Linked DNA regions of Mus musculus: all the other regions are linked to region 1. The links are chromatin loops, found by intact Hi-C in ENCODE. Cell type or tissue: left cerebral cortex. All regions are shown on one strand. Links, peaks and the distances in the headings refer to the core of each region. The heading gives the core; the rest is flanking DNA.

The links. Peaks named below come from ENCODE experiments on the same cell type or tissue, not always from the same donor. Only the 100,000 strongest peaks of a DNase experiment are listed, where the experiment ranks them.
Region 2: a loop joins it to region 1, with 6 times the contacts of the local background. A loop is called at or near these places in 25 of 42 quality-filtered maps.
Region 3: a loop joins it to region 1, with 4 times the contacts of the local background. A loop is called at or near these places in 25 of 42 quality-filtered maps.

What each region holds. Positions count from the first base shown.
Region 1 is chr1:53,346,752-53,356,998 of GRCm38, reverse strand. Asnsd1 (asparagine synthetase domain containing 1) reads left to right here and starts at 4,247. Exons shown (of 6, transcript NM_133728.3): 1 at 4,247-4,469; 2 at 6,066-6,119; 3 at 6,937-7,012; 4 at 8,441-9,984; 5 at 10,238-10,247. The coding sequence starts at 8,533. Asdurf (ASNSD1 upstream reading frame) reads left to right here and starts at 4,247. Exons shown (of 4, transcript NM_001353501.1): 1 at 4,247-4,469; 2 at 6,066-6,119; 3 at 6,937-7,012; 4 at 8,441-8,670. The coding sequence starts at 4,380. The coding sequence ends at 8,520. In left cerebral cortex, for the core only: a CTCF peak has its summit at 4,138 (motif pointing right); DNase peaks (open chromatin) are centred at 4,241 and 4,567; H3K4me3 peaks cover 1,162 bases; H3K27ac peaks cover 331 bases.
Region 2 is chr1:53,046,754-53,057,000 of GRCm38, reverse strand. No RefSeq gene overlaps it. Among named protein-coding and RNA genes, the nearest start is that of Mstn, 9.8 kb to the left of the region's middle. In left cerebral cortex, for the core only: a CTCF peak has its summit at 3,758; a DNase peak (open chromatin) is centred at 3,745.
Region 3 is chr1:53,058,701-53,068,947 of GRCm38, reverse strand. Mstn (myostatin) reads right to left here and starts at 7,308. Exons shown (of 3, transcript NM_010834.3): 1 at 6,807-7,308; 2 at 4,692-5,065; 3 at 869-2,697. The coding sequence starts at 7,182. The coding sequence ends at 2,317. In left cerebral cortex, for the core only: no CTCF peak of the experiment used is centred there; a DNase peak (open chromatin) is centred at 6,921; H3K4me3 peaks cover 535 bases.

The DNA of each region.
Region 1 (10,247 bases), core at 2,724-5,223:
CAGATTGCAATTCCACCAGCAGTGGAGGAGTGTTCCTCTTTCTCCACATCCTTGCCAGCATCTGCTGTCACCTGAGCTTTTGATCTTAACCATTCTGACTGATGTGAGGTGGAATCTCAGGGTTGTTTTAATTTGAATTTTCCTGATGAATAAGGATGTTGAACATTTCTATAGGTGCTTCTCAGTCATGTGGTATTCCTCAGTTGAGAATTCTTTGTTTAGCTCTGTACCCCATTTTTAATAGGGTTAATTGGTTCTCTGGAGTCTAATTTCTTGAATTCTTAGTATATATTGAATATTTTCCCTCTATCAGATGTAGGGTTAGTAAAGATCTTTTCCCAATTTGCTGGTTGCTGTGTTGTCCTATTGATGATGTCCTTTGCCTTACAGAAGCTTTGTAATTGTATGGCATCCCATTTGTCAGTTCTTGATCTTGGTGCATAAACTATCAGTATTCTGTTCAGGAAAATTTTCCTTGTGCCCATGTGCGGGAGGCTCTTCCCAACTTTCTTTTCTATCAGTTTCAGAGTATCTGGTTTTATATGGAGGTCCTTGATTCACTTGGACTTGAGCTTTGTACAAAGAGATAAGAATGGTTCAGTTTGCATTCTTATGCATGCTATCCTCCAGTTGAACCAGCGCCATTTGTTGAAAATGCTGTCTTTTTTCCACTATATGATTTTAGTTCTTTTGTCAAAGATCAAGTGATCATAGGTGTATGGGTTCATTTCTGGGTCTCCAATTCTATTCCATTGATCTACCTGCCTGTCACTGTACCAGTACCATGCAGGTTTGTTTTTGTTTCGTGTTTTTTTTGGTTTGTTTGTTTGTTTGTTTGTTTGTTTTTTAATCACGATTGCTTTGTAGTATAGTTTGAGGTCAGGGATGCTTATTCCCTCAGAAGTTCTTTTATTGTTGAGAATAGTCTTTGATATCCTGGGGTTTTTCTTATTCCAGATGAATTTGAGAATTGCTCTTTCTAACTCTATGAAGAATTGAGTTGGAGTTTTGATGGGGATTGCATTGAATCTGTAGATTGCTTTCAGATGGCCATTTTTACTATATTAATCCTGCCAATCCATGAGCATGGGAAATCTTTCCATCTTCTGAGGTCTTCTTCTATTTCTTTCTTCAGAGACTTGAAGTTTTTTGTCATACAGATCACTTGTTTGGTTAGAGTCACACCAAGATATTTTATACTATTTGTGACTATTGTGAAGTGTGTCACTTCCCTAATTTCTTTCTCAGCCTGTTTATCCTTTGAGTATAGGAAGGCTACTGATTTGTTTTAGTTAACATTATATCCAGCCACTTTGCTGAAGTTATTTATGAGCTGCAGGAGTTTCCTGGTGGAATTTTTGGGGGTCACTTAAGTATACAATCATATCATCTGCAAATCGTGATAATTTGACCTCTTCCTTCCCAATTTGTATCCCTTTGACCTCCTTTTGTTGTCTAATTTCTCTAGCTATAACTTCAAGTACTATATTGGATATAAAGAGAGTGGGCAACATTTTCTAGTCCCTGATTTTAGTGGGATTGCTTCAAGTTTCTCTCCATTTAGATGTTAGCTACTGGTTTGAAGTATATTGCTTTTATGTTTAGGTATGGGCCTTGAATTCCTGATATTTCCAAGATTTTTAACACAAAAAAGTGTTGAACTTTGTCAAATCTTTTTGCAGCATCTAATAAAATGATCATGTGCTTTTTTCTTTGAGTTTGTTTATGTAATAGATAAAATTGATGGATTTCTGTATAATGAACCATCCCTGCATCCCTGGGATGAAGCCTCCTTGACCATGGTGAATGAAGGCTGTGATGTGTTCTTGGATTCAGTTGGCAAGAATTTTATTGAGTATTTTTGCATCGATATTCATCAAGGAAAATTTCTTTGTTGGGTCTTTGTGTGGTTTTAGTATCAGCATTATTGTGGCTTGATAAAGAATGAATTAGATCTTGTTCCTTCTGTTTCTATTTTGTGGAATAGTTTGAAGAGTATTTGTATTAGATCTTCTTTGAAGATTGGATAGAATTCTGCACTAAATCCATCTGGTCCTGGGCTTTTTTTTGGGGGGGGGGGTTGGAAGACTTTTAATAACTGCTTCAATTGCTTTAGAAGTTATGGGACTGTTTAGATGGTTTATCTGATCCTGATTTAACTTTGGTGTTTGCTATCTGTCTAGAAAATTGTCCATTTCATCCAGATTTTTCAGTTTTGTTGAGTATAGGCTTTTGTAGTAGGATCTGATGATTTTTTTTAATTTGCACAGTTTCTGTTGTTACATCTTCTTTTTCATTTCTGATTTTGTTTATTTGGATATTGTTTCTGTGTCCTCTGGTTAGTCTATCTAAGGGTTTATCTATCTTGCTGATTCTCTCAAAGAACCAGATCCTCGTTTTGTTGATACTTTGTATAGTTCTTTTTGTTTCTGCTTGGTTGATTTCAGCCCTGAGTTTGAGAAGGTACCATGAGGTGCTGAGAAGAAGGTTTATTCTTTTGATTTAGGATTAAATGTTCTATTGATATCTGTTAAATCCATTTGGTCCATAACTTCTGTTTGTTTCACTGGGTCTCTGTTTAGTTTGTGTTTACCTGATCTGTCCATTGATGAGAGTGTGTGTTAAAGTCCCCCACAATTATTGTGTGAGGTGCAATGTGTGCTTTTAACTTAGTAAAGCTTCTTTTATGAACGCGGGTGCCCTTGCATTTGGAGCATAAATGTTCAGAATTAAGGGTTCTTCTTAGTAGATATTTCCTTTGATGAGTATGAAGTGTCCTTCCTTATCTTTTTTGATGACTTTTGGTTGAAAGTCAATTTTATCCTATATTAGAATGTCTACTCCAATTTGTTTCTTGGGACCATTTGATTGGAAAATTATTCTCAGCCCTTTATTCTGACATAGTGTTTGTCTTTGACACTGAGGTGTGTTTCCTATATGCAGCAAAATGTTGGGCCCAGTTTACATATCCAGTCTGTTAGTCTATGTCTTTTTATTGGGGGGATTGAGTCCATTGATGTTAAGAGAAATTAAGGAATAGTGATTGCTGCTTCCTATTATTTTTTATGTTATTTTTATGTTTGTGTGGTTATCTTCTTTTGGGTGTGTTGAAAGGAGATTACTTTCTTGCTTTTTCTAGGGTGCAGTTTCCCTCCTTGTGTGGGTGTTTTCCATCTATTATCCTTTATAGAGCTAGATTTGTGGAAAGACACTGTGTACATTTTGTTTTGCCATGGAATATCTTTGTTTCTCCATCTATGGTAATTGAGGGTGTTGCTGTAATAGTAGTCAGGGCTGCTATTTGTGGTCTCTTAGGGTCTGTATGACATCTGCCCAGGATCTTCCAGCTTTCATAGTCTCTGCTGAGAAGTCTGGTGTAATTCTGATAGGTATGACTTTGCATGTTACTTCACCCTTTTTCCTTACTGCTTTTAATATTCTTTTGTTTGTTTGTTTGTTTAGTGCATTTGGTATTTTGATTATTATGTGATGGGAGGAATTTCTTTTCTGGTCCAATTTATTTGGAGTTCTGTAGGCTTCTTGTATGTTCATGGGCATCAAATTCTTTAGGTTAGGAAAGTTTTCTTGTTTAATTTTGTTGAGGATATTTACTGACCATTTAAGTTGGGAATCTTCACTCTCTTCTATACCTGTTATCCTTAGATTTGGTCTTGTCATTGTGTCCTGGATTTCCTGGATATTTTGGGTTAGGAGCTTTTTGCAATTTGCATTTTCCTTGACTGTTGTTTCAATGTTTTCTATGGTATCCTCTGCACCTGAGATCTGCATCTGGTATGTCTTAAGACAGAGACAGTGAACTCATCATATACATAAAATAAGTAAATCTGAAGAAGAAGAGGAGGAGGGGAGGGGAGGAGGAGGAGGAGAAGGAGGAGGAGGAGGGGGAGGAGGGAAGGGACGAGAAGAAGAGGAAGAGAAGGAGGAGGAGGAAGAGGAAGGGGAGGGGAGAGGAGGGGGAAGGGGATGAGAAGAAAAAGAAGAAGAGGAAGAAGGAGGGGGAGGAGGAGGAAGGGGGAGGGGGAGGAGGAGAAGAAAACCAAATTTAAGAGTATTAAATTATAGTGATTTATTTTTACATAGGATCCACTAGGGGGCGATACAGACCATTCATAGATTCTGCAGCCAAGCCACACCTACATTTAGCAGAAAACCATTTTGCAGTGGAGCACAACTCTTAATTCGACTTTTCACAACCCACCCCGCGCGCGCTTGCCACTGCGCAGGCGTGAGTGTGCGCACTCCATTGGTCGGGGTGCCGGAAGGGGCGGATTCCTGAGTGGAACCCAGGCTTCCTGCCGGGGCTGCTGGCTGCCGTTCCTTCCTCAGTCGCGGTTCTTGGCGTGCGGCGCGGCTAGGCGATGCCCAGCAGTGGGGTGCACGCCGATGGCCGCGCCGCGCCGGGGCCCCCACACACATCGACTGCGCACGCCGAGTCCCTTAGCAGCAAGGTGCCGTGGGACGCCGGGGAAGGGTGGTGGGCGGCGGGCCCCGCTGTGCCCTGTAGCCTCCGCCGTGCATTCTCAGCACCAGCAGCTGATTCCCCTCCATCCTGCAGGTTTGCGACGATGGAGGCGTGTCCCCTGAAAAAAAGTGACACACAGATGTGTTGCTCAGTCACACACAGATCTGTTGCTCTGTGGCTGTGCTTCATCCAGTTAGCCACGCACCCGCCTGGGTGCCATCCATGACGTCCATCATAAAAGTTTAGAAGTCTGTACCTGTTCTTCCAGACTCAGGCAAAAGCTTCTTAGCCGATTTTCTCAGCTGCCTGTTACCTTAAAATATATTCTCAACTTTAAGTGATCCTAAAAACATCTGTTTGGTCATCTCTTTATTATTCAACAAGAGAAAGGAGCACCCTATCAAATTAATTTTTTTCTATACCTTTAGGATAGGATTTCATAAATAACTCAGGCCAGCCTCAGATATTATTGCTTAGGCATTACTTGAATAATTCTCTTGCCTAATAGCCAGGATTTCAGGGAGGCAACCCCATACCGGAACTAGTCCTAACTTCCAGTTACAGACGAAAATCTTTAAACGTGTAGAGTGGAAGGGTGTGGGTATAGTCTTTTCAGATATTAAACATTCCTAAATTCTGTATTTTTTCTGTCCTATATGATATCTTCAGTACATTGCCTAATTCCCGCTGTACCACAGTGTACTGTGGTGTCACCTAAAGTGACACCTGTCATTCCTGTAATGAGCATAAAAACACTGTACAAGCAGACTTGAATCTCAAGGAAAGCGTACTCAATATGGCTTTGTAGGTTATTAGTACAGCTCTCAGGACTTAATAGACTATTTGCCTAGCTTAACGATACCAGCAATATGCAGTCCTTAATACTTGAAATAGAATGATACAGTGGTGGAAAATCATGTTGGATCAGTGCAGGTAGGGCATTCAGTACCATAGTACCATTTCATTTGTTTTATCCGAATGTCTGGCTGTCATCTAGTGCATACATCATAAAACCATTGGTTGTTGGTAAAGAGGAGAACCCACATTCATTTTATTTCTCTCTTTTTGTCTACAGCAAGACCTTATAAAACTAAAAGATTGGGTTTTTGTTGTTTTCGGGAGAGGTTTTGTTTGTTTTTGGTTCTTTTGTTTGGTTGTTTTTTGTTTTTTTCAAGACAGGGTTTCTCTGTGTAGCTCTGGCTGTCACAGAACTCAGTCTGTAGACCAGGCTGGCCTCGAACTCAGAAATCTGCCTGCCTCTGCCTCTCAAGTGCTGAGATTAAAGGCGTGCGCCACCACTGCCTGGCTTAAAAGATTGGTATTAATTTGGGTAGGCAGTGGCTCACCCTGGTTAAAGATGTGAGCTGTGGTAACTGACCCCTGGCAAGCCTATGCTTCTCCTTCTCAAGCTGTCTTCTACTGATTCCAGACTGAGTGCTGTTGATTTGTTCAGTGTCCATTTAGACAGGCAGTCCATTATAGCCCCCAACCCCATCTTTAGTTTTAAAGCAGTGACTTAAAATGTTCTCGCTAAACATACTTTGAAATCTTCCACTTTAGATTTTTTTCTTTACTTTAATAGATTAAAGAACAGAAAATTATTGTGGATGAACTTTCTAATCTAAAGAAGAATCGGGTGAGTTGCTGTGGAAATCTGAATAGTATATTAAAATTATGATTTCGATTATTTATGCTAACATTACAAAATTCAAAGATCATAATTTAAAAGCTAACGTGGTATCCTAGTTTGTTTTTGCATGTTTTAAATTTGTTTTTCCTGTATATGTCAATAGATCTCAAAGATAAAAAAATATTTATTATATTTTAACAAAAAAGAATGAAGTTTTTCACAGAAAACTTTACTATTCTAAATACTTAACCCATTTAATGCCTTTTTTATGAATATGTTCAGAAATCAGCTGCGATTATGTAATGACTGACATTCTTGACATTTCTGATATTGTCATTTGGGATATATTAGATGCTAAGGCAAATTAATACAAATTTTTGGAGATCAAACTGTCAAAATGTGTAAATGCTGTTTGACACTTCTGAGTAACTGGTGTGTAAGCAGTTGTGAGGGTGCATGTGTGTTTACACGTAGAGGCGCTCATCAGCACCTGTAGTGACGATACAGTAAGTGTCTGAAGCTTGAGGCCAGCAAAGAACTATAGTGTTGTACCCATATGGTCAGAAAAGGTCTCCATGTATTATTCATTTATGAAGTAAATTATAAATCTGTGGCTATGATAGCTTTTGTTACTGAAAGTGTGTGGTATGATGATGCATGCTAAGTAAACAACCAGTTCTGGGTGGCGTAGTATTCAGTGGCTTTGTTTCTCTGTGGTAATTACTGTTCTGAATATTCCTGAAGTTCAAGAATAAATGATAACAGGATCCTGTTCAGCATCAGTGTGCATGTCATACCCTGATCTTGTCAATTTCGTTTGCAGAGAGTATACAAGCAGCAACAGAACAGCAACATATTCTTTCTTGAAGATCGAACAAAAATCTTTTCTGAAAGCAAAAGTGAGTGGTGGTCGTCTTGGTTTTTGTTTTCAGAGTTATATATGGAATGCTACAGAAAACCTTTTGTAAGCTTTTTGTGGGGATTCATAATGGTGCCTCAGTTAAGCCCTATCTGAATAAATGTGTGTGTTGATTTAGTACAGTGGTCTGTTTTCCAGTTAGACTTCCAAAGATATGTACAGTGGGTTGTTTATTGGTTTTTGGTTTTTGGGGGGGTTTTTTGGTTTTGGTTTTGGTTTTGGTTTTTTGGGGAGAGGGGGTGGCAGGGGGAGTCCTTTAAGACAGAGTTTCTCTGTGTAGCCTTGGCTGTCCTGAAACTTAGTGTATGGATCAGGTTGGTCTTGAACTCAGAGATCTGCCTGCCTCTGCCTCTCAAGTGCTGAGATTAAAGGCATGCGCTGCACCACAACCACCTTGCAGATGTTCTACAGTTTTAAAAAGACTCTTCCGGTAGGGCTCGGGCTGGGATTTGGATTGGCTTGATCTTGGGCAGGCAGCCATAGCTGCAGAGAGTTCATGTTCATAACAACCCCATCATGTCTGGAAGACACTGTCTTATAGTCGTCCTCCCAGTCTCTTGTTGTCATGATGGTCTTCCTGTCTCGTCTTTTATCCATGAGCTTTGGGTGTGATACAGATGTCCAGTTTAGAGTTGAGCACTCCACAGTCACTGATGGTTCGAGCTGCACCAGTTGTGGTTCTCTGTACTAACTGCCATTCAATGCCATTGTTGCTAGTGGCACAAGCCCCCTCCCCAGTAGGAGGAGATATGGATCGAGAAATAGATAGTGGCTGTGATCAAAATATATCAAGTATGAAATTCTCAAGGAATAAAAAATTTTAACTTTAAGACGTATCCGCTTTAGTTATTAAGTAAAGTAGTCATGTATATTTTAAGAGCTTAACAGAAATATGAAAAATCATTATACAGTGACTTTCAGGGATAATACTTTGAACATCTAAGGCAGCAGTTCTCAATCTGTGGGTCAGTACCCTCTTAGGGGTCACATATCAGATATCCTGCATGTCAGATATTTATATTACAATTCATAACAGTAGTAAAATTGCAGTTATGAAGTAGCAATGAAATAATTTTTTGGTTGGGGTCACCACAACAAGAGGAACTGTATTAAAGGGTCGTAGCATTAGGAAGGTTGAGAACTACTGCTCTAATGTCTTGAAGTATTTAAAAATTATATATCTAAGGTGTTTAGCCAAGTGATTGGACAAAGTATGTATTCAGTGGAAAGAAAATATTACCAAAATATCAGCATTGTTTGTCACTAAAGCATTGTGAATTATTGCTGGCATTTGCACAGTGAATCTCATATGGTTTATTCTTGAGAAGTAGCCTGTTTTGTCCATGAAATAGTAGGTAAATATTTTTGAACTTTCACTTCAATATTTTTTCTCACTTCCTCCTAACAGATACATTAGACGAACTAAAAAAAGAATACCAAGCATTAGAAACCTCCGAGACAACCAAAGTCAAGACACAGTCAACCTGACTTCACATAACCATGTGTGGCATTTGCTGTTCTGTAAGCTTCTCTATTGAACACTTCAGTAAAGAGTTAAAAGAGGATTTGCTGCATAATCTTAGACGGCGGGGCCCCAACAGCAGCAGGCAGTTGTTAAAATCTGCTGTTAACTATCAGTGTTTATTTTCTGGTCATGTTCTTCATTTAAGAGGTGTTTTGACTATCCAACCTGTAGAAGATGAACATGGCAATGTGTTCTTATGGAATGGAGAAGTTTTTAATGGAGTAAAGGTTGAAGCAGAAGATAATGACACCCAGGTTATGTTCAATAGCCTTTCTGCCTGTAAGAATGAGTCTGAAATTTTGCTGCTCTTCTCTAAAGTGCAAGGTCCATGGTCGTTTATCTATTATCAGGCCTCTAGCCATCACTTATGGTTTGGTAGGGACTTTTTTGGTCGGCGTAGCTTGCTTTGGCAGTTTAGTAATCTGGGCAAGAGTTTCTGCCTTTCGTCAGTTGGTACCCAGGTATATGGAGTTGCAGACCAGTGGCAAGAAGTTCCAGCATCTGGAATTTTCCAGATTGATCTCAATTCTGCTGCTGTTTCCAGATCTGTGATCTTAAAATTATATCCTTGGAGATACATTTCTAAGGAGGATATTGCCGAAGAATGTGGTAATGACCTGACTCAGACTCCAGCAGGATTGCCAGAGTTTGTATCAGTGGTAATAAATGAAGCCAACCTGTACCTCTCAAAACCTGTCGTTCCCTTAAATAAGAAGCTGCCTGAGAGTCCATTGGAAATCCAATGTAGAAACAGTTCTAGCACTTCAGGTACAAGAGAGACACTTGAGGTATTTCTTACAGATGAACACACAAAAAAAATAGTTCAGCAGTTCATTGCCATCCTCAATGTTTCAGTCAAGAGACGCATCTTATGTTTAGCTAGGGAAGAAAACCTGGCATCAAAGGAAGTTTTAAAAACTTGCAGTTCGAAAGCAAACATTGCGATCCTGTTTTCTGGAGGTGTTGATTCTATGGTGATTGCAGCCCTTGCTGATCGTCATATTCCTTTAGATGAGCCAATTGATCTTCTGAATGTGGCTTTTGTGCCTAAACAAAAAACAGGGCTACCTATTCCTAACATAGAAAGAAAACAGCAGAACCACCATGAGATCCCTTCTGAAGAGTCCTCTCAGAGTCCTGCTGCAGATGAGGGGCCAGGTGAGGCTGAGGTACCAGACCGAGTCACAGGAAAAGCAGGACTAAAGGAACTACAGTCTGTCAACCCTTCTCGAACTTGGAATTTTGTGGAAATAAATGTTTCTCTTGAAGAACTACAAAAACTAAGAAGAGCTCGAATATGTCACTTAGTTCAGCCATTGGACACAGTTCTGGATGATAGCATTGGCTGTGCTGTGTGGTTTGCTTCTAGAGGAATCGGTTGGTTGGTGACCCAAGATGCTGTGAGATCTTACAAGAGCAGTGCAAAGGTATGATCCAGGACTGTTGCTCAGAATTCATGAGACCTAATTTTGACTGAAGCTTTCATCATTTAAGGTTTATGAATATACAGTACTATAGTTACACTTTCTAGTACAGTGTATTTGTTTATTTTACTGTTTTCTAACTCACAGTTTTCCTCCTAAAATGTTAGGACTACAACTCTTTAGCCTGCATGAGAAAAACACAACTTGTTTTCTTTATCCTCTTGTCGTGTCTCTGGCTTTCTTTACTCTTCTGTAGGTGATTCTTA
Region 2 (10,247 bases), core at 2,594-5,093, 300 kb after region 1:
TCTCTTTAACCCCCTCTATTTTTTCAACTGCTGTGTATTAGTTGTACAAAGTAATAGGTTTCATGACAATTTCCCTTCTTCGGGCACTTTCATCACATATGACCCTCTATAGCCCTTCCCTATCTTATTTCCTGCTCTTCTCCCACCTCTGAAGTCCCCTTTCCACCATAAGAACAACATTATCTTGAGACATGGATCCTCTGGAGAACTCCATTATACAAAGAAGAAATAATAATGGGGAAAGAGAAAACGATGGTAGAGTTTCAGAGAGTGTGGTTTTTAATCACAGGCTCTCTGGGCATGCTTTCAGAACCACCTAAAGTTGCCTAGACTATCCTAGAGCACAGAGCCCTAAAGTTTATGCTAGTGTAATTGAATCCATTCCTATCAGCTATCCCTCCTCCCCAAATCCTTGGCTTTCAATTTCTTATCAAATGTGGCTCTCTTTAGAAGCTATAGCTATTTAATTGTACAGCTGGAACAGAAACACTATGGTGGTACAATTGCCAACAACAAAAGTGTAGGCAACCTAGTGGACACTGGCAGGAAGACTGAATAGTTCTAAAGGATTTCCTGTGGATGGTCTGTTAGTCACTCGAAAGTAAGATATTTATACTGTTGAAAGGGGCACTTGAGAGCTGTCCAGGAGGATTCAGGATTCAAATGAAGGTCAAGAAAGGGTGAGTATGGTGTGTGTGGGGTGGAAGGGTGAAATCATTGTAATAAGACCCATTATTTTGTACAGCCAGCATATACTAGTAAGACAAGGATCTTCCAGTGTAGTGCTTCATAAGAGATGACAAATCCATCCCTTTCACCACTAGAAGAAGAAAAAAGCCTAGGCTCAAAGACAGTGCTGCATTGTGACTGTGTCCCTTCGGGCAAGGTCTCGCGTGTCTGTTTCTTTCCTGACTTGTCTTTGTTTCCCAAGTACATTGGGGCTCAGTAAGAAAAGGGGTCTTGCTCTCTTTTAGTCTAGTACCTGACATATAATTAAATGGTACTGTTGCCTGATTAAGGAACTAGTGGGTGAGCAAATACCTTCTTAAATAGTAGGGGCTACTCCAAGTGATATCAGTTGTTCATGACTTTCCTTAACTGTAGTTCATACATCCAGCAGTTGCCCTGGTGACTGTGGCTGTGAGTTAGATTGTCCGTCCCCTAACCTGCACATATATATTTATTTCAAACTACAAATTGATCACCTGAGGTAGTTGTCTCTTTTCAATAAAGTATTGCATTTTTAAGTGATCTTTTCCTCCCTAATATCTCCTCATACCAGCAGGAAAGAGCACTCACATTCCAAACTTAGGGCTTAAGCCTAGGAGACTTAGGTTTCCAAGCAGAAATGAACCAGCCACCAATTTGTTTTCCCAAATCTGTTCTCCTCTCCCCTCGTATCCTCCAGTAAAGTCCCATAAGTAATTTCACCCAATTTAGATCTCTAAGTAGATTTTTGATTAACTATAAAACCACTCAGTGTCTGGCCCTTCACTGCCTGCTTTCCACTGTGTCTATAAAGTCAAGGCTCACAGTTGAGGTTTGGACTGTCCTCAAGCTGACATCCAGTGCCATCTGATGCCAGAGAAGGTGATTTTTGCACGCTATTCACAACTCCCTCCTCTTTTCACCTTAAAAAGAGCATTTGCGTTACTCAAGCCTAAATTGCTCAAGCAATATCTCTTTTAAAAAAAAAAAAGATAGGGTCTTATTATTCAAATTAAGTTGGGCTACAACTTATATTGCAACCCAGATGAGGCTCTAACTCTTTCTGTCTCCACTGCCCCATTGCTTGGATCACAAGCATGTGACACTTTAACCAGCTTTCAAAGAATGTTTTAATTCTGTCCAAAACCCTCTAACATCTTTGTCCTAAGGTCATGACTTGTGCATGACTAAAAACTATGGCTCATTTATTTAACTTTCTTAATTGGACTTAAAATGTTCGTTTATATTGACTCACAGGGGGTGAGATGGCATGCAAGAATATTTGAGATTGCCTTACGGAAACGAGAGCAGGCTTTATTTGACCTCAAACTTGCATGGCCCCCTTGTGCTGTAGTCTCTATATGACTGTTCCCTACTTCCCTGGGTCAAGAAAGCATGAATTTATACCCGGAGCTGTACATTTTCTGTCTGAAACTGAATAAAGATAAACTTCAAAAGTCTGGAAATGAAAACTGAGTATCTTAAGTTTGTTTTTATTGTATTTGATGACCAGTTTGCTCAGTGGTACCATAATCTGCTTTAGAACAAACACATGGTATAGAGAGCAGCTGACAAAGAGAATTGGTGACTACATCTTGCCCCCTTACTCTTATTAAGGATTAAGTCTTGATAATGCTTCTGACCTTAAAGTTTTATTCTTAGAAATGCTTGATCCCATTGACCTAATAACAGAATATGTTTCTACAAATACGTGTTTTTAAATAATATTTTATGTTTTAAATTAAAACATAATTACATGATTTTCCTCTTTCCCTTTTATTCCCTCCAACTCTTCCCATACACCCCTTCTTGTTCTACCCATTCCCTCAAATTCCTTCCAAGAACTTCTTTCTGTTAAGATTTTTAAATATTCTAGAATTAGTGAATGATGCCAATGCTCAATTTCCCAGGTTAATGACACAGCATGATATGTGTTCCTGGACCCAGATCAAGGCTCTAACTAAGACCCAATGGCTTGCCGAGGCAATTAGGAAAAGAAACATAGTATCTACTGACCAAAGATGCTTTGGAAGCCCACTTGCTCAGACACTGAGGTGAGGGAAAGTCAGCCTTTGTATTATAGAACATCATTATAAGCTCATTTTTCAACATTTAAAATTATAGTTATTATAGTTTTAAAACTTAAGATTAGTGCACCTGTCACTTCAATAATTTTAACCTGAAAGAACTCTCTTTGATTTTTCTCCCCAGCCCAGGGGACAGCCATTGTCTTTTCAAATTACTTTTTTATTTTATTTTTTTTTTTACAGTCCAGACTTCCCAGTTCAGCCTTCGACTGTTCCACATCTCACACCTCCTCCCCTGCCTCATCTCCAAGAGGATGCCCCCTCCCCATCAGGCCTCCCCACTCCCTGGGACCCCAAGTCTCTCGAGGGTTAAGTGCATCTTCTCTGTCTGAGTCCAGACCCGGCAGTCCTCTGCTGTATATGTGTTGGGACCTTCATATCAGCTGGTGTATGCTGTGGGGTTGGTGGCTCAGTGTCTGAGGGACCCGGAGGACCAGGTTAGTTGAGATTGCTGGTCTCCCTATAGGGTTGCTCTCCTCCTCAGCTTCTTCTAGCTTTTCCCTAATTCATCCACAGGAGTCATGAGCTTCTGTCCATTGGTTGGGTGTAAACATCTGCATCTGACTCTTTCAGCTCCTTGTCGGGCAGCCATGACAGGCCCCTGTTTGTAAGCACACCATAGCACTAGTGACAGTGTCAGGCCTTGGGGCCTCCCCCTGAGCTGGATCCCAAGTCGGACTTGTCACTGGACCTTTTCCTCAGGCTCTTATCCATTTTTGTTCCTGCATTTCTTCCAGATAGGAACAATTCTGGGTCAGAGTTTTTAACTATGGGATTGCAACCCCGTCCCTCCACTTGATGCCCTGTCTTTCTATTGGAGGTGGACTCTACAAGTTCCCTCTCCCCACTGTAGGGCGTTTCATCTAGCTTTAACATATGTAAAGAATTCTGAATTAAGGTTACAATTGTTACTAGCATATAGATTTCACATGGACATTCTCCCCTCTGCTGGGAACTTTGAGAACTGCAGCCAACTTAGCTGTGGTTGATAGGATTTGGGGGTGGGCAGTGATGAAAGAGAGATTGGAAACTGGATTATAAAGCCTCCCAATTCGAGCCCCATGGAAAATGACCTTTGTCCAGTCAGCCTCTTAAAATTCTCTGAGTTGGGAAAAAGTTGTTAATCATTAGTTTCACATCTGCAAAATGGAAATATTGACAAGGTTGTGAAGGCTAAATGAGATGATAATTCAGTACCTGGCATAGAGTAGGAGTTTCATAAATATTAAATATCAAAGTGTCACTATATAATAATGCTACCAGTTGTCATTACCACTCTGTTGTTAATATCTGCTTATATTATAAATGTTTGTAACAGTGAAGACTTTATAAGTTAAATTTTGGTAGCATGTGGGACTGGCACATGTGATATACAAAAAAAGGGGGGAATATACAAACAAGACGGTCAGGAAAGCAGAAGGAAAAGTGAAAAGGGCACATCAGGTAAGTTATAGCAGAAAGAAAACTGTGATCCTGGCACTAGTCACAGACGGAATTCAACTTGAGACAAATGATACAAAGAAGACAGAGGAAGACATATTGCTATAAGAGGAAACAATCCGCAGGGGGTATGCTCCTCTCTAATATTGTCAAGCATTTCATGTCAAAATATAAATAAGAAAAACCACAAAACCACAAGTAGAAAATATAATCAACAAAAGGCTAACAACAGAGGAGTTCTCTTCAGGAAAGTTAGCAAGGATGAAGTCTATTTGACCAGTGAAGTCAGAGCCATTGATGAGCAGGATAAACAGTGGCTCTATTCCCTTGTTATGGTAAATAAACCCTGTGAAAGTATTTACTAAAGTTGAATAAATATTGACCTATAAAACCCCTTGGTGGATCCATATGGCTGAGACCATAGTCTCTAAATTCAGCATGGTGAATCAAGGGTGAATGACCAAAATAGAACTAGTATTTCATCTACTGCTTGAAAATATAAGATCTTTGCTACAGAGAAAAAACAAAATGAATACTACAAAATGCTGAAAGAATAATTAAAATGTTACAAACTGAAACCCACAGAATAAAATGCCATTGTGTCAACAGATAGCTTAGCTTCAAATGTGTATCCAGAGAAGATAGTGTGAAAGGGATCTATGAGTTACCTAAAAATGTGGGGTAGATTACATACTAAACTTAGGGGAGATAAGATTATCAAGTAAGTCAGATATAGAGGAGTAATGGGTCTGATAAGGAAAAGCTGTGGTGTTTCACATAGAACTCCGTGCTTAATTAACTACTATAAGGAAGGAAAAAATATTCTAAATTAGGAAAGAAAAATTATATACTGACACTGTGAAAAAGAAAAGATTTAAAAGGCAAAAGTATTATGCAAATAAATTTGAAAGTCTGTTTGAAATTATGTACAGTGTAAACATAAATTTTTTTCCAACCTACTTTAATAAGGATTCAACTTCTCTTCTAGCCCACCACCCACCAGAGGTAGTGGGAAAGAAAAGTTATTAGGACATGGGCAAAGTAGACTTGTTTATACATAGCTCTTTTGGGGCAAGTCCTATCATTCTTGTCAGGATATCAGCAGTACCAAACACCAAATACAAATCAGCAGCAGTAGACCAGTCCTCTTGGCAGACATCACACATGAACCAGCAGGGGCAGTTCAATCCAGAAGAAACTGCAAGGCTTGACAACCAGCCTTAGACTGCTGAAGCAGAAAAAAAAAAAAAAAAAAAGGTGTCACCACAAGCGAAGTTCAGCAACACAAACACAATGTAAGGAGAATCAATACACGCATGCTGTTAATAAAGAATAGCAAGTTGTCCATTTATAATAGCCAGAAGCTGGAAAGAACCCAGATGTCTCTCAACAGAGGAATGGATACAGAAAATGTACATTTACACAATGGAGTACTACGTAGCTACTAAAAACAACGAATTTATGAAATTCTTAGACAAATGGATGGTTCTAGAGGATATCATCCTGAGTGAGGTAACCCAATCACAAAAGAACACACATAGTATGCACTCACTGATAAGTGGATATTAGCCCAGAAACTCAGAATATCTAAGACACAATTTGCAAAACACATGAAACTCAAGAATGAAGACCAAAGTGTGGATAATTCAATCCTTCTTAGAAGGGGGAACAAAATACCCATGGAAGGAGTTACAGAGTCAAAGTGTGGAGCAGAGACTGAAGGAATGACCATCCATAGACTGCCCCACCTAGGGATCTATCCCATATACAAACCACCAAACCCAGACACTATTGTTGATGCCAACAAGAGCTTGCTGACAGGAGCCTGATATAGCTGTCTCCTGAGAGGCTATGCCGGTGCCTAACAAACTCAAAGTGGATGCTCATAGCCATCCATTGGATGGAGCACAGGGTCCCCAATGAAGGACATAGAGAAAGAACCCAAGGAGCTGAAGGGGTTTGTAGCCCCATAGGAGAAACAACAATATGAACCAACCAGTACCCCCAGAGTTCCCTGGTACTAAACCACCAACCAAAGAAAACACATGGTGAGATTCATGGCTCTAGCTGCATATGTAGCAGAGGACGGCCTAGTCGGTCATCAATGGGAAGAGAGGCCCTTGGTCCTGTGAAGGCTCTATGCCTTAGTATAGGGGAATGCTTGGGCCAGGAAGCAGGAGTGGGTAGGTTGGTGAGCAGGGGGAGGGGGGAATTTATAGGGGGTTTTCAGAGGGGAAACTAGAAAAGGGAATAACATTTGAAATGTAAATAAATAAAAAAATTGTTAAAAAATTTTTAACAAAGAGAATAGCAAGGTGGAACAAAGCAAATTAATGCTCAGGCTCCCACTGTCTGTGGGGTTACATTTATAGTCATTCTGAACATCACACGTCGTTTCACAGGTTTGCTATAGCAAAACATCCTTTCACCTTTGTGTACCAGCAAAGCATTGTTTGCCATCACTAACTTTCCAAAGAAACTAGAAGTTTCCACTTCGGTAGAATGTCAAGAAAAGGCAAAGCAGAGGAAGCCGTGGGTTTCTGCAATCTGCATTCTCATACTGATTACTCCCACTCTGTCAAGGACAGACACCTTAGACAGAGTGTCGGGCCAGGTATGATGGTACACACTGTACTCCTAGCACTTAGAAGAAGGAGACAGGAGCATCAGGGGTCCAGGATCCTCCCCAGCTGCACAGAAAGTTGAGGTGAACCTGGGCTACATGAAACCGTCTTGAAATGCTGAGCAGGGTGAACCATGGAGGCACACAGCCAGTCTACGGACAAATACAGTGTGAGATTTCTACTCAGTGCACAGCAGAAGCTGTGCTTCTTCCTGTGGCCACCGTGGAAAGTACCTAGAAGCCAGTGCTTCAGAGTGAAAAGAAATTCAAACACATTCAGTTATCCCACATGGTAGTACAAAGGTCTGAATGTCAGTCCTTATGTGTTTTTAAAAGGGTTCCATTGATGCATGTTGATCTTTTGGGTCACTGCTCTTATTTTTCTTACCATTGGCCTGGCAACTTTTCCTCCCTAACTAAGAAGAGCAGTAACGTCCCCTCATGCGATCTGGCATTGATACTAACATTAATCTTTCAGGCTCCTTGCATTGCTACCTTCAGGCTTCTGTAGAGTTGCTTCTGTTACTGTCTTGGGGTCTGGATTGGGTTCCTTTTCTCTGCCAGCTAAGGAATTAAAAGAGAGGGAGAAATATCTCTAGAACTGCAGTTAATAACTGAGAAATTGTGAACACAGCAAACTAGCAGGCTGAATTGGCATCTGAAGAAAGGTTTTTTATCAGAGGTGAGAAAACACACACAGCAGGCACACAGAGAAAAGATGCTCCACCATGTAGAGGTGGTTTAGGAGAGCCAAAATCCAGCTTCTCCTTGAGGGCTAGGGATTTTTAAGCCTCTGAAGGCTTTTCCTCCCCTAAGTTAGAGTTAGTCAGATCTGAAGAAGACAGGATGGCTAATTGGCCCACAACTATTGTGTAACCCCCTACCTTGAATTTATTGAGCCACAGAGAAAAGCCCAGGAGGTCTTCATTTCAAGTCTCAAGTCAGGAGGGTGAGGAAGAACCCAGCCACCTTGGATGTTCATCATCTTTGTTTACCAGCCCAAGCCCCTCTTCCTATGTCCCTGCCTATCAGGAGTCTGTCAAAAGTCTAGTCCCTGTCTGCTACTACACATTTCAGACTCAGATCCGTTATCGAACTGCTCACTTCCAGTGTTCATGAAATTAGGAACAACTTAATAAGACCCCTAAGAAACTTTCATGTAGTAAAGCTCTGTGAAAATTAGAGAAGCAAAGATTTAAAACAGCATTGTTGTGGTATAAGGGAGGTTGGAAAAATACTGATTATTACTCAGAAGTGAGATTTCCCAAGAGTGAAGGATATTTTCTGCAAAAAGCATCTGCTTCATAAAGATGAAGGCCTCTGGGCATCATCGAAGGGAGGGGCTGATGCAATGCCCTCTGGGGCTGCTTCTGTGCAGCTCTTGACACCTTTGTTTCAGGGTCTTTCACACAGTAACAAAAGCCACTGAGACACTGTGCCAGGCAGGTGCAGGCCTCTTCCTCCTCTCCAACTTTAAGGATTCTCTGGGTCCTCCTGTGAGTTTTAATTATCTCATGAAAACTGTTGACCCTAGTGACTGAAAATCAGAGAAAGATTTCCTTTTATTTATTCATCTATTCACACATTCTCATCTACTTAGTTCATTGAGCTGCACCCTACCTCTCTGAAACATGGGAAGAGCTAGTGATTTATAAATTAAATGAAAGCCAAATTAAAGAATAAACATGAATATAGAAAATTTGTACCAAAGCAAAATGGAATGTTGATTTGGATTTTTAAATTTTGACAACTAGATCTCTGCAACATTTAAAGAACTACATAATTAACAAGATCAGTCACTCAAGTTATAGAAATATGATTAGGGATTCAAACCCTATTAATAGCTTATAACGTTACAAAGCTAAAGGGAAGGAGAAACCTTAATCATCCTAATGAATTTCTGTGGTATATTTGGCATAATTTACATAGGAGTCCTCTAATTATCACTGTTCATTATTTTTAAAAAAGCCTTTCATAAACACGACTAAATATGCTTTCTTGACGTGGCATACCACTCTCGAGCTTAGTGAGGCAGCATAGGCATTCTCATTAAAGTCAAAAGGATGCTAATAAATGTCCTCAGTCAAAAGCAGTGTTTATTTCTATGGAAGCATCAATAAGAGCCATAAATAATGAAGTAAAAGTTGGAAATACAGGAAAGGAAGAGGCAAGATATTTTGTGCAGATGTTGTAACCGTATGCCTGTAAGCATCAGAAGAGTGAGTGGGCACTGCGCACAAGGCAAAGCACAATGGGATGTGACAGATTAACTAGAAAATACAATAAAGAAAAAGATGCCATTTCAAAACATAATCAAAACTAAACAAAACCTAGCTGACCACTCAAGGAGCTCATCTAGGCAGTACTCAGGCTCTCTATGAGAAATTTTGAGACCTGCCTGGGGCTAAGCTCTTAATAAATGTGAAGTGCTTTTGCTCCACCTGAGAACAGCTGCATCCTTAGAGATGGACGGGATGCCTGTACCTTCCTAATCTAGGAGTCATGTGCTCAACCGGGTAAAGGAGTACTCCTCTATGTGAAGACAGGTTTGCTTTGTTTTATTTTTGGCTTTATTGGTTTTGTTTTGTGTTTTTGTTGTTGTTTTTTGAAGAACATAGGCTGGCCTTTAATTTATGATGTTCCTCATTTCTCCTCCTCCTGAACACTAAAATGAAAGGTGTGTATGTGCCTCTATGCCTGCATTTGAAGAAAATATGAAAATTCAAGCTCTGAATGAAAAGCCATACAATTTTCTTGATAAGAAAAGTCAACATTGGAGAAATGCCATTCTATTTGTTCTATAAATGCAAAGTAATCTTCAATTAAAGTATTAATATTTTTAAAAAATTTTTTACTTTTTATCAGTAGATTTCTTAAGATAACAGTTATTTCCATATACGTAAGTAAATACTGGTAAGTAAAATAGACTAGTATTAGTGAATGCAAAAACCTTTTAAGATGTTATGATTTAAAATAGCATAGTACTGACAGAAAAATGAAGAGGTAGAAGAAAATGATAGAGTGTTTCTTAAAGTCAGTTGGTAACAATAAGTGGAACCAGGACAGAGGTATAGCCTGGGGAGTTCTGGCCTAGACTATAAACTTTACATGGTTTCTCAAAAATCTAAGCAGAGCATAGTGCCACATACTTATAATTCATGCAAAAGCGGGGGGGGGGGGGGTAGAAGCAGGAGAATCCAGAGTTTAAGTCCTGTTGAGCTGTGTAGAATGTCAAAGGCCAGCTTAGGATACATAAGACATTTTCTCAAAAAAAAAAAAAAAGCAAAATTTTAATGTCAAAAATGAAACCACAATGGAAGAGAATGTGAATATTTATTGTGTTTAACCTTGTAAAATATTGTGTAAGTTTTGGGGTGTCAGACAGCATG
Region 3 (10,247 bases), core at 5,683-8,182, 290 kb after region 1:
TGTAAATGATATTTCAACTTTTGTCACATTCCAGGCAAACCAAGACTTGTCTATCACCACTTAAAGTTTAATTTCCTACTTATCAAATTGGTAGTAATCATGTCATATTTTAAAACCGGACTTTTGATTATTTTGATGGATTTTTATCATGTCACAATTTTAATAATTCCTGTTAGGATGAACGATTGAACAAATATAATGTGTTGGGAACTAGATGTTAATTTCTTATGATTAATATACAAATAGAAATTGCTAAAATTCTATTTGGGCTAATTATGAATTATTCACTCAGAAATAGTAGCATAAAAGAATTTTAGTCACCTCCCCTTTAACCTTAAGTCACTGTAGGGCCACATCCCTGACCTGATGAAGGTAGAAGGAAGAAATTGCTCAGACATACTCCTACACAGTGGTACAGAAGGGCTTAGATATACTCCTGCTCAATGGTACACAAGGACTTCTTGGTAATTTAAGTCACTCTGCTATTCTGTTTGAAAACTGGTGGCCCCAGTGCTCAGGAAAGTGTGCCAGTCTCATTAAGTGTTAGAGAAGAACTGTGGTTTCCTGTGTCCCTGTCACTTCGGTGGAGTATGTAGCCCTAGGAGTATATACCACTGCCAATTGAAATGCATTTAAAATCGACCCTATGAAATTAAATAGATTTTAGCTCAAGTTAGAGAAAAATGGAGCAGGAGACACTAGTCTTTGCTTTTGTATATATAAAGCAAATTCATTGGGAATTTCACTCAGAACTAGAGTTCCTAAATCAAACTTCTGTACTAACCTTTTTGGTACAAACTTTTGTACAAACTTATAATAAAATAAAAATTTAAAAACCCACAATTAATCATTATGACATAAAACTGATGCCTTTCAAAAATGTGAAAACACTTTAATTTATAGTTTCTACACATTTTTATGTAAGAAATAATTTCATTTAGCTATGAGTACAATACATTTGATAAACAAAGTTCCAATTTATAAAACTGAAGTAAATAAAAGAAATGTATTCATTGTCAAATTATAAAATAAAAAAGTAGCTGTTATTGAGATACCATATTTGTATTTCTTTAGATACATGTTGGTATGTTTAGTAATGCTTGTAATTTTTAAAATGGTGGGGCATTGAAATTTGACTGGGAGCCACATTCATAGATACAGCCACCATGAAACCATAAGTGAATGTTGATAATGTAAAAAATACATAAATTGATTGTAATATAACCTTCTAATCTTAACATACAGAGTTTTAAGACCACTATTGAATCTGCTAATTCACTCTGAAATAGAAGCAGTCACCTTTTTTGTGATACATGACATGTCTTTGTACTTTAATGATTTGAAATTTCATTAGTGTAAAAATATACCAAAGTAAATATAAAAGGAGACACTTATTTACAAAACAATATTGTATACATATTATATAAATGTAATTGTTTCAGAGTCTTTTATACAATATTGATAGAACCAGTCATTTCCATTATTTTACCACAAAATTGCCATGTGATAAAGGCAGACAGTGATTTTGAAATTTAGATTAAAAAATGAATACTGTTTGGCTGCCTTTTAAGATGCAGCAGTCACTCCCGCTGTGCTAGAGTTGACTGAAAGTTGACCTCTAGAAAAAAAGATTCTTCTTTCCTTAAAGAAAATGCATTGAACACTTAGTGCTGTGTGTGTGGAGATGCACCTGGAAGGGAGAGAGAGACTCGTACTTTGTAGAGTGTTCTATCGAGAGGTCCAGTAGGAGCCATTCAGCACTGCATTAGCACCGTGGTGGATTGTCCAATTATAATAGGAATGGCAATGTGTATGTAAGGCCCCATTCCTACTTTGTGGAATTTTATCTTACCAAGTATACAATACAAATATAAGTGTACATGATGTTTTTAAATGATAACAATCCTACACTTTACAAAGGCTACATATAGATTCTTCCGTAAATATTAAGTGAAACTGTTAGGAAATAAGACTTTACCTTTTAATCATACCCTCCTAACTCAGCAGACCACAAGATGTGCTCTCACTTCCTTGCCTAGATTGTAGTTGTAATATACATATATGGACATAAATGTAATTTGATCTCCATCTATTTCAAAAACTCTGGAAATCATACAACATCCTATAGTATGGTTTATTTTGGTGGTTGAATGCCAACCATTGCATCTATTCTCTCTTTTAGTTCATACACTGTAGCTTGTGCTTACGTTACTAGAGCATACTCAAGGCCTACAGCCTGTGGTGCTTGAATTCACAGTTTCGAAATTGAGGGGAAGACCTTCCATGACTTGGGAAATTTCTAACCTAATGCAAAGCTCATGAGCACCCACAGCGGTCTACTACCATGGCTGGAATTTTCCCATATATTATTTGTTCTTTGCCATTAAAATATAGCATATTAATGGGAGACATTTTTGTCGGAGTGCAGCAAGGGCCTGCTGAGCCTCTGGGGTTTGCTTGGTGCACAAGATGAGTATGCGGATATTTTTGTAAAAACACAAATTCACACTCTCCTGAGCAGTAATTGGCCTTATATCTTTTGGGTGCGATAATCCAGTCCCATCCAAAGGCTTCAAAATCGACCGTGAGGGGGTAGCGGCAGCACCGGGATTCCGTGGAGTGCTCATCGCAGTCAAGCCCAAAGTCTCTCCGGGACCTCTTGGGTGTGTCTGTCACCTTGACTTCTAAAAAGGGATTCTGTGTGAAAAGGAAAGAACAATTATGTAAATAGAGCCTGAAATCCTTCCTACCTTAAAAATCATTATTAGAAAAACAAACAAACAAACAAACAAACCAACCACATAATTTTTACGCTTTTTTTTTAAAAGAACTGCAGAATTAAGGAATTTTTATATACACTAGACTTCATTTTTCCTTTCATGGCCCTAAAGACTCTAACAGCATCAGGCATTCCCTGTGGTCCTTCCTTTTGTGTCCTTTAAAGTTTTGTTTCTTTTCATACTATTATCAGACATAATAGCACGTAATAGCAGAACAGATGCCTGGGAAATATGTATAAGATGAAACAGAGGGAAGGTGGGCGGGTCGGTGAGAGGACTGAGCATCGCTTTTCATCATTGTTGATTGCAGGTGACTAATGGCTCTTGGATGGATAGGTACGCATCTGGTCTCCCCTAGGTCTTTTCTGAAAGAAATGTGCATATTAAAGTCAGAGCAAAGTAGCTCTTTCTGAGCACTATATGGATTACAGTGGGAAGAGAGAAATTAGCATGATGACAGTGGCTGTATGTATAGTGCGTGGAAAGAGAATCCTTAAAGGAGCAAAGAAGAGGTTTATAAGAAGTGATGAACTGGGAGTGAATGGAGCTTGGTGGAACAGGGTTTGCCCGTCATGTGCAAGGTTCTGGGTCAATCCTCAGGACCACAGCAGAAGGAACAGAAGGAAGAGAAGAATTTGCATGCAGCATGACCGCTTCCATCTCCCAGTGCATTTAGGACCATTTCCTTTTAGAGAGAAAACTCTAAGGAATATCACACTAACCACCTTGTAAATAATTAAAACCTGTTAGCAACCTTGGTAATTAAAATACTGTCTATGAGAAAGAATGTTCTTAAATAGTTGATAGCAATTTTATCTTTTACCATGAGACTATATTGTCAAAGAGAACATAATTTGTAGAGTGTAGTGTTTAAGTAGCATATATAAAGAAAATAGATCATTTAGGAAATCGTAGTACTTCAAATGACAGGTTTCACTCACAACAGATCTGATTCCCAGACTGTATATTCCCAAGTTCAATCAAAAGGTTAAAAGGTAACCAGGCTTATTATTTCTAAGTACAATATTTTGGTGTAAACTATGACAGTGGATGGAAATAACCATATGTTCACGTTAAGTTTTTGAAAGCCGATAAATAAATAAATAAAAGTAACAGAGAACAGTAACTCAGGTTTTGGAGGGCTAAATATTTTTTTATTATTTTTATAATATATGAGGTCTTGTCCTATCACTGACTCACTATTTAGTTAATTGGTAATGCCTAAGTTAATTCCTATGCAAGTATGCTAAAGGAGTCCAAAGATAAGCTAGGAGGCAAAGGTTAGCTTGGTTAGAAATTACAGTTTTATTGACAATATTTCACAAAGTAATCTATATACATATCATGGCTTCAACATTCTATAAGTACTGAACATATTTACTAGAAGTGTTGAGTATAATATATTTAATCAAGTATATCTATACATATAAGGGTATTTTAATTAGAATTTTAATATTTTTTTACTTTATGTGGAACCAACATTTTTCAATATAAAACATAGGAAAGAAACATAAAACGGGAAGGAAAGGTTTTAATTTGTTGGGTAGAAACCAGAATCTACAGTTACATAGAGACTTCATAGTTTATACATAATTATGTGACTTACAATGAAAAGGACATTACATCTAATTCCTAGTAAGGACCTCCTTGTGGAATTAGGAACATGATGTAATTGGTTTTTGGTCTTCATGCTAAGTAAGAACACCAAGGGGTTCATGTCCCTCATGGGACATGAGATTGACACACCAAAGGTAGGTGTGTACTGTTTTGGGTACACACCTACCTTTGGAGTAAGATACTTTGTCTGGCTTATGAGCATAGGAAATAGTATTTCTTTTTCACTATTATCATTCATGTCAGGAATAAAAATGTAACACGGTTGCTAGAATGTTATTTTCAGTTATCACTTACCAGCCCATCTTCTCCTGGTCCTGGGAAGGTTACAGCAAGATCATGGCCATTCTCATCCAAAGCTTTGATTTCAATGCCTAAGTTGGATTCAGGCTGTTTGAGCCAATTTTGCAACACTGTCTTCACATCAATACTCTGCCAAATACCAGTGCCTGGGCTCATGTCAAGTTTCAGAGATCGGATTCCAGTATACCTTGTACCGTCTTTCATGGGTTTGATGAGTCTCAGGATTTGCACAAACACTGTTGTAGGAGTCTTGACGGGTCTGAGATATATCCACAGTTGGGCTTTTACTACTTTGTTGTACTGTATTTTAGAGCTAAATTTAAAAAAGCAACATTTGGGCTTGCCATCCGCTTGCATTAGAAAGTCAGCTACAAAGGAATAAGAAGAAAATGACTGACATCAGGCCCCATCAAAACACAAATAAACTCACTCCTTAACATCAGCTGTTGGGGTAGTGTGTACGTATGTGGTCTTTTAAAATAAAATATTATGTGGAACTTCATTCATAGTTCAGAAGAAACATCAGAGAAAATAGTTGCTCTAGCTTTTCAGAATTTTTTTTTTTGACATCTGTATTTTCACCTGTTTATGTAGATTCTACTCCCCTTCCAGAGAACTCTGGGCTAAGGGATATTTTGTAAAAGAATGAACAGCACATGAAATTTTCAAGTGATGATGATTAGAGACTAAGAGACAGCGTGCCGGAACGTCCACTTAGAATTCTTTGGGAATCTGAGCAGTTACACTCACTGAGCAGCTGTACCAGTCAGTCTGGAGGAAGGAACCCTTCCCCCAGGCCTCAATTACCTGGAGACAAGACACAGGGAGCGATTTAACCAACCTCAGAAATGGCAAACAATATAATACATCTGTGACACTTGGGCTCTGGAAGAGCTATTCCAAGGAACAACAAAAACTTAATTAGCAAAAACCTCAGAGGTCATGCTCAAGCTATCTAAAAAATCAGAAAGCAGTGGCCTTGGGGCCAGCCTCTCACTGCAAGTTCAGCACTAACAATTGCTTTTCCAAACCCCATGTAAATAAGGGAGACTTTTTCCTGAACTGTTTGATCCAAGAGTCATAAATGAAAATTATCTGCTGTATCGTAACCTGACCGCTTAGGAAAGGGCTGGTTTGAAACTGTGTCATGTCTGGTTTTAAGTGTTTAAAGCATGGTATTAAAGCAAGATCTCAGACACATGGCACAGAAATCTTTCGTGTTCTGCCTGCTCTCTAAGGCTACCTGACTTGCTTTTCGGAGAACTCAAACAGGAACTGCCTGAAATGTATTATCTCCCAGAAGCAATGTGGCAGTTATAGGTAACGGTCCTCACCCTCCCTCTCATAAAGAATTAAATCTTTTAGAGGGTTACCGATCACTGTTCCTGCCTGGACGCTCACAGCCAGGACGCTCTCAGTGCGGTGCTATGAAGGGGCACAGGAGCATTTCACACCATGACCTCCCAGTTAATGCTCATTTCCTGAGTGTTTTCTGATACTCGGTCCTGAGTATTATTTTGCTATGCCTGCTTCATCGTGGCTCATGATAATGCATTTAATATTTAACTTCTTTAACTTTCCAGTGCAGTAGCTTTCACAATTAATATTCTAGCTTGTCAAGAGCATAGAAGCTCTGAGACTGACAGTTTTAAATAACAGAAAGCACTCTAACTGTGGAACAGTGTTCAAATAAACATCCAGCAGAGATCTCTCTTTAGTGTGAGTCAGGGGGAAACTAGTGCACATTTTAGACAAATGTAATTGTAAATTTCTCATGCTTTAACACTGCCTATAGAATCTCACAGTCCTTACATTATAGTGTGAGACTCTGAACACACAAGCATTCTACATTTTCCGCATAAAATTAAATACTATTAAAGCTGAGCCAGCATATTAACTTTGAGCTATTTGGCACTGCCAGGAAACAAGCAAGACAGATTTCATTGTCGGTATGTTTCTCAGGAAATCTTGGGGAAAAAAAAATCTCCTTTCTCTGCTACTTACATATAAGCCAACAGCTTGTTAAAAGCCTGAAAATAGATCTGTTTCTCATAAACACTAGGACAGCAGTCAGCAGAACTGTTGATATACTTTAACAGATATACTTACACTCTGTAGGCATGGTAATGATTGTTTCCGTGGTAGCGTGATAATCGTCATCTTCCAAAGAGCCATCACTGCTGTCATCCCTCTGGACGTCGTACTGATCGATCAGTTCCCGGAGTGGAGGCGCTCTTGGCAGAAGTTGTCTTATAGCATCTTTGCTGATGTTAGGAGCTGTTTCCAGGCGCAGCTTACTGAGGATTTGAATTTTTATGGCTTCTATTCTGGAGTACCTCGTGTTTTGTCTCCACGCACATGCATTACACAGCCCCTCTTTTTCCACATTTTCTTCTCTCTCACTGCCCTCATTTAGATCCACTGGGCCAGCAGCAATCAGCATGAACAGGTAAATATAAACATACATTTGCAGTTTTTGCATCATTTTAAAAATCAGCACAATCTTTTTTTTTCCCTTGTTCTTATTTCTTCTTTTTGCTTTTGAGTAATGCCAAGTGAAATATTAGTGCATGTACCGTCCGAGAGACAACCTGCCACGCCAGGGAGTCCTGTATACTGTATTCCAAGTGGCTTTTTATATTCCAACTTAGAGGAGACAAGTGTCGTCAGGATCTATGATTGGCTCCTGCTCCACAATGAATCTCGCTGTCAGAGGTTAAAACCCTGTCTGTCACAAGTCACCAAGCAGTATTTTGTTACAGTCGAGGGCAAGCTGATTCATTTGACTACTTCATAAATGAAATAAATCCCCAAATCATGAAAGATATATGTGACATTTGATAAATTGAAGTCTGTGTACTAATATAAACTGTACTTAAAGCTTATTAATCTCTGTAAAACTCTTGCTATCATTTAAGTTAGTAATTTTTAATTTAGATTTTGTGTTTAAAATAGAAAATGTTAATCCTTTAAGACTTGGAGTGCTGTTTTGTTACTAAAACAAATATTTGAGGGAAAAAATATGCGTTAAGTGCTGGGTAATTAGAGAAGTAAAAACTAGGAAGAGCTGACTTAATTTAAAGAAAGCTGAGTTTGTGACCCTGCTAAAAAGTTGCATCAGTAATTTGAGGAGCTTGTTTTCATGGCTTATTTGTCAGGACATATTACAAACCAGTCCTGGGACGTTTCTGTGTACATGGGTTTACTTTTGATAGCTTAATGGCTTTGACTAACATAAAACCTGTGCTTGATTTCAGCTTATAAGTATTGCTATTTTCTATTACAGAGATACAGACTAAAGACTGAGTGTTGCTTTTTTTTTTTTTTTTTTTTTTGATTGCCAACAGAATCCTGTCAGCGAGGAGGCCAGGCTCTGTACTTAGGCCGAGTAGATAATGGATTTTTGTAAGTAGCGCTGGAGCATTATTTCAGTTTGACTCAGACTTCCAGGGCTGACAGTAAAGTGCAATCTGTGTTCTCTGTGAATGATGTCAGGTCCCGTGAGCACACAAAGAGCAAGTCGCATGTAGAGGGGTGTCCTTTGTTGCGTTCCCATACTGTCACAGGCTAGCACCCCTTTGCCAGCGTCTCATTTTGACCAGAGGGCAGACACCTGGCAGGGATCTGGGCTAGAGTCTAGGGCAGAGAATGGTGCTTTTTGTTCTCTGAATTTAAGTGGCCTCTGCAAGGATCAAACTTTCACCCTTGGCTTTAGGAGCCACAAGATCGAATGGGGTGAACTCTTAAAGAGCTGAACAAACACAGCAGCAGGGACAGAGGACGCTTCCAGGCCACAGAGTTCCTCCTCCTGTTTGGGAAGCTGAGGAGTCTTTAGAATTTTAATTCATTACTCCCCTTACACACACCCCAAGAGACTATGGTGGCTTGTATCAAATATTTATTTTTAGGTCACCACCATTCCTGTACAGTATACACCCAATTTACTGCCTCAGTGAACTAAAATGCAGCTCAGTAGCTTGAAAAGTTAATGCATTTTCATCAAATTTTTAAGAGGCATCTATATCTCTTGAGGAAAAAAAAAGTGGGCTTCCATAATGTACTAGATTTGCCCACCATTAAAGATGAAGGAAAACCAGACACAAAGCAGACACCCTGAGGTGATCTGGCCCTCTTTATACAAGACAATATTAGAGCAGGCCTATAAAGTCAGATTTGTCTGGAAAATTCATTTTTCTGCATAGAATTCTTTTCGATGTCATAATTATCATTACACATGCTGCTATATACCTCAGAGGAAATTGATCCTGTGATTTTTTTTTTTTTTAGACTGTACTGCCATTGTGAGCTGAGACTGAAGAGTCAAATAAACCTGAGTTCAAATCTCAATTTTGCCTCTTCTAAGTCGATGACAAAGACGGCACAGTACTTAGCTTCTCTTATCTTTAGTTTCTCAACTAAAGGGGTTTGAGGCATATAATTTAGCAATATAAGTAGCTAAATGTAGTCCCTTTCATAGGTAATTAATACTTGAAGCAGAAGGGCTTGCTCTTTGTTTCAAGCCTTTTACTTCAAATTATCCTCAAGTGCTTCAGATGAAGGCAAGGGATTCGCAGCCTGCAGGACATCTCACTAGGCCTAGGAACTGAGCTCACCTACATGTTTCAGATTGCCAGCAAAATAATAATAACGACGACAGAGGCGTTTGCCAGCTACCCAGATTCCCCACTGAGCCTGGGCAGGGCAGGGCAAAGCCTGAGCCATTCACTCAGCTCTGACTTTATGAACAAATGCCCTTTATTTATTTCCTTGTTTGTTTATTTTCTTTTATTTTGCCTATTTATTACCATGTTATTTACTTTCTTGTGCTTTTAACTGCCCGTGCTGTCTGCTGCTTTCTGATAATAGCACTGAAACTCCAGGGCAGCTTCTTTTAAGCACAGGGGAGAATGGAGAATGGAGCCCGCTGGGGTCAGGGTGTGTGTGTACTTAATGCTTAATAGTTTACAGACTCTCAGTTTGAGAGAGAAAATCATCCAGGTAGACAGGGTAGAGGCTGAGCAACATTTTGAGGACATAGAACTCCGTGTGACTTAGGACTTAAAAAGGTTTAAAGCAGCAACAACTTTTGCGTTATAATTTACAACCATATTTTTAGAATGCTGTGATACGTCTCATGGAAGGAAGGAAACCATTCCTCAGGAGAAAACACACACATTAGACAAGCTCTCCAGGCCTGAGCTTGTAGCTTCTGTCTGGGACACCAATGGTAACGGATGAACACGATCTGTTGACTGTGGCACCTTTCCACAGAAACACACACACACCCAACACAAACACCCAACACACACACACACACACACACACACACACACACACACACACACACACACACACACAAACACACAAACACACACACACACACACACGTAGCTCACCTCACCCTGCATGTTCTCTCCCACCTTGTGTAGCCATCAGCATTCATGAATTCTGTGCTGTCGAGGCCTTTAGACCATTAGTGGCCATCACTGATTGTACCTAATCAAACTTTCTGATACTTCACTCACTCCTTAAGTGTATGGGTTAAGAAGT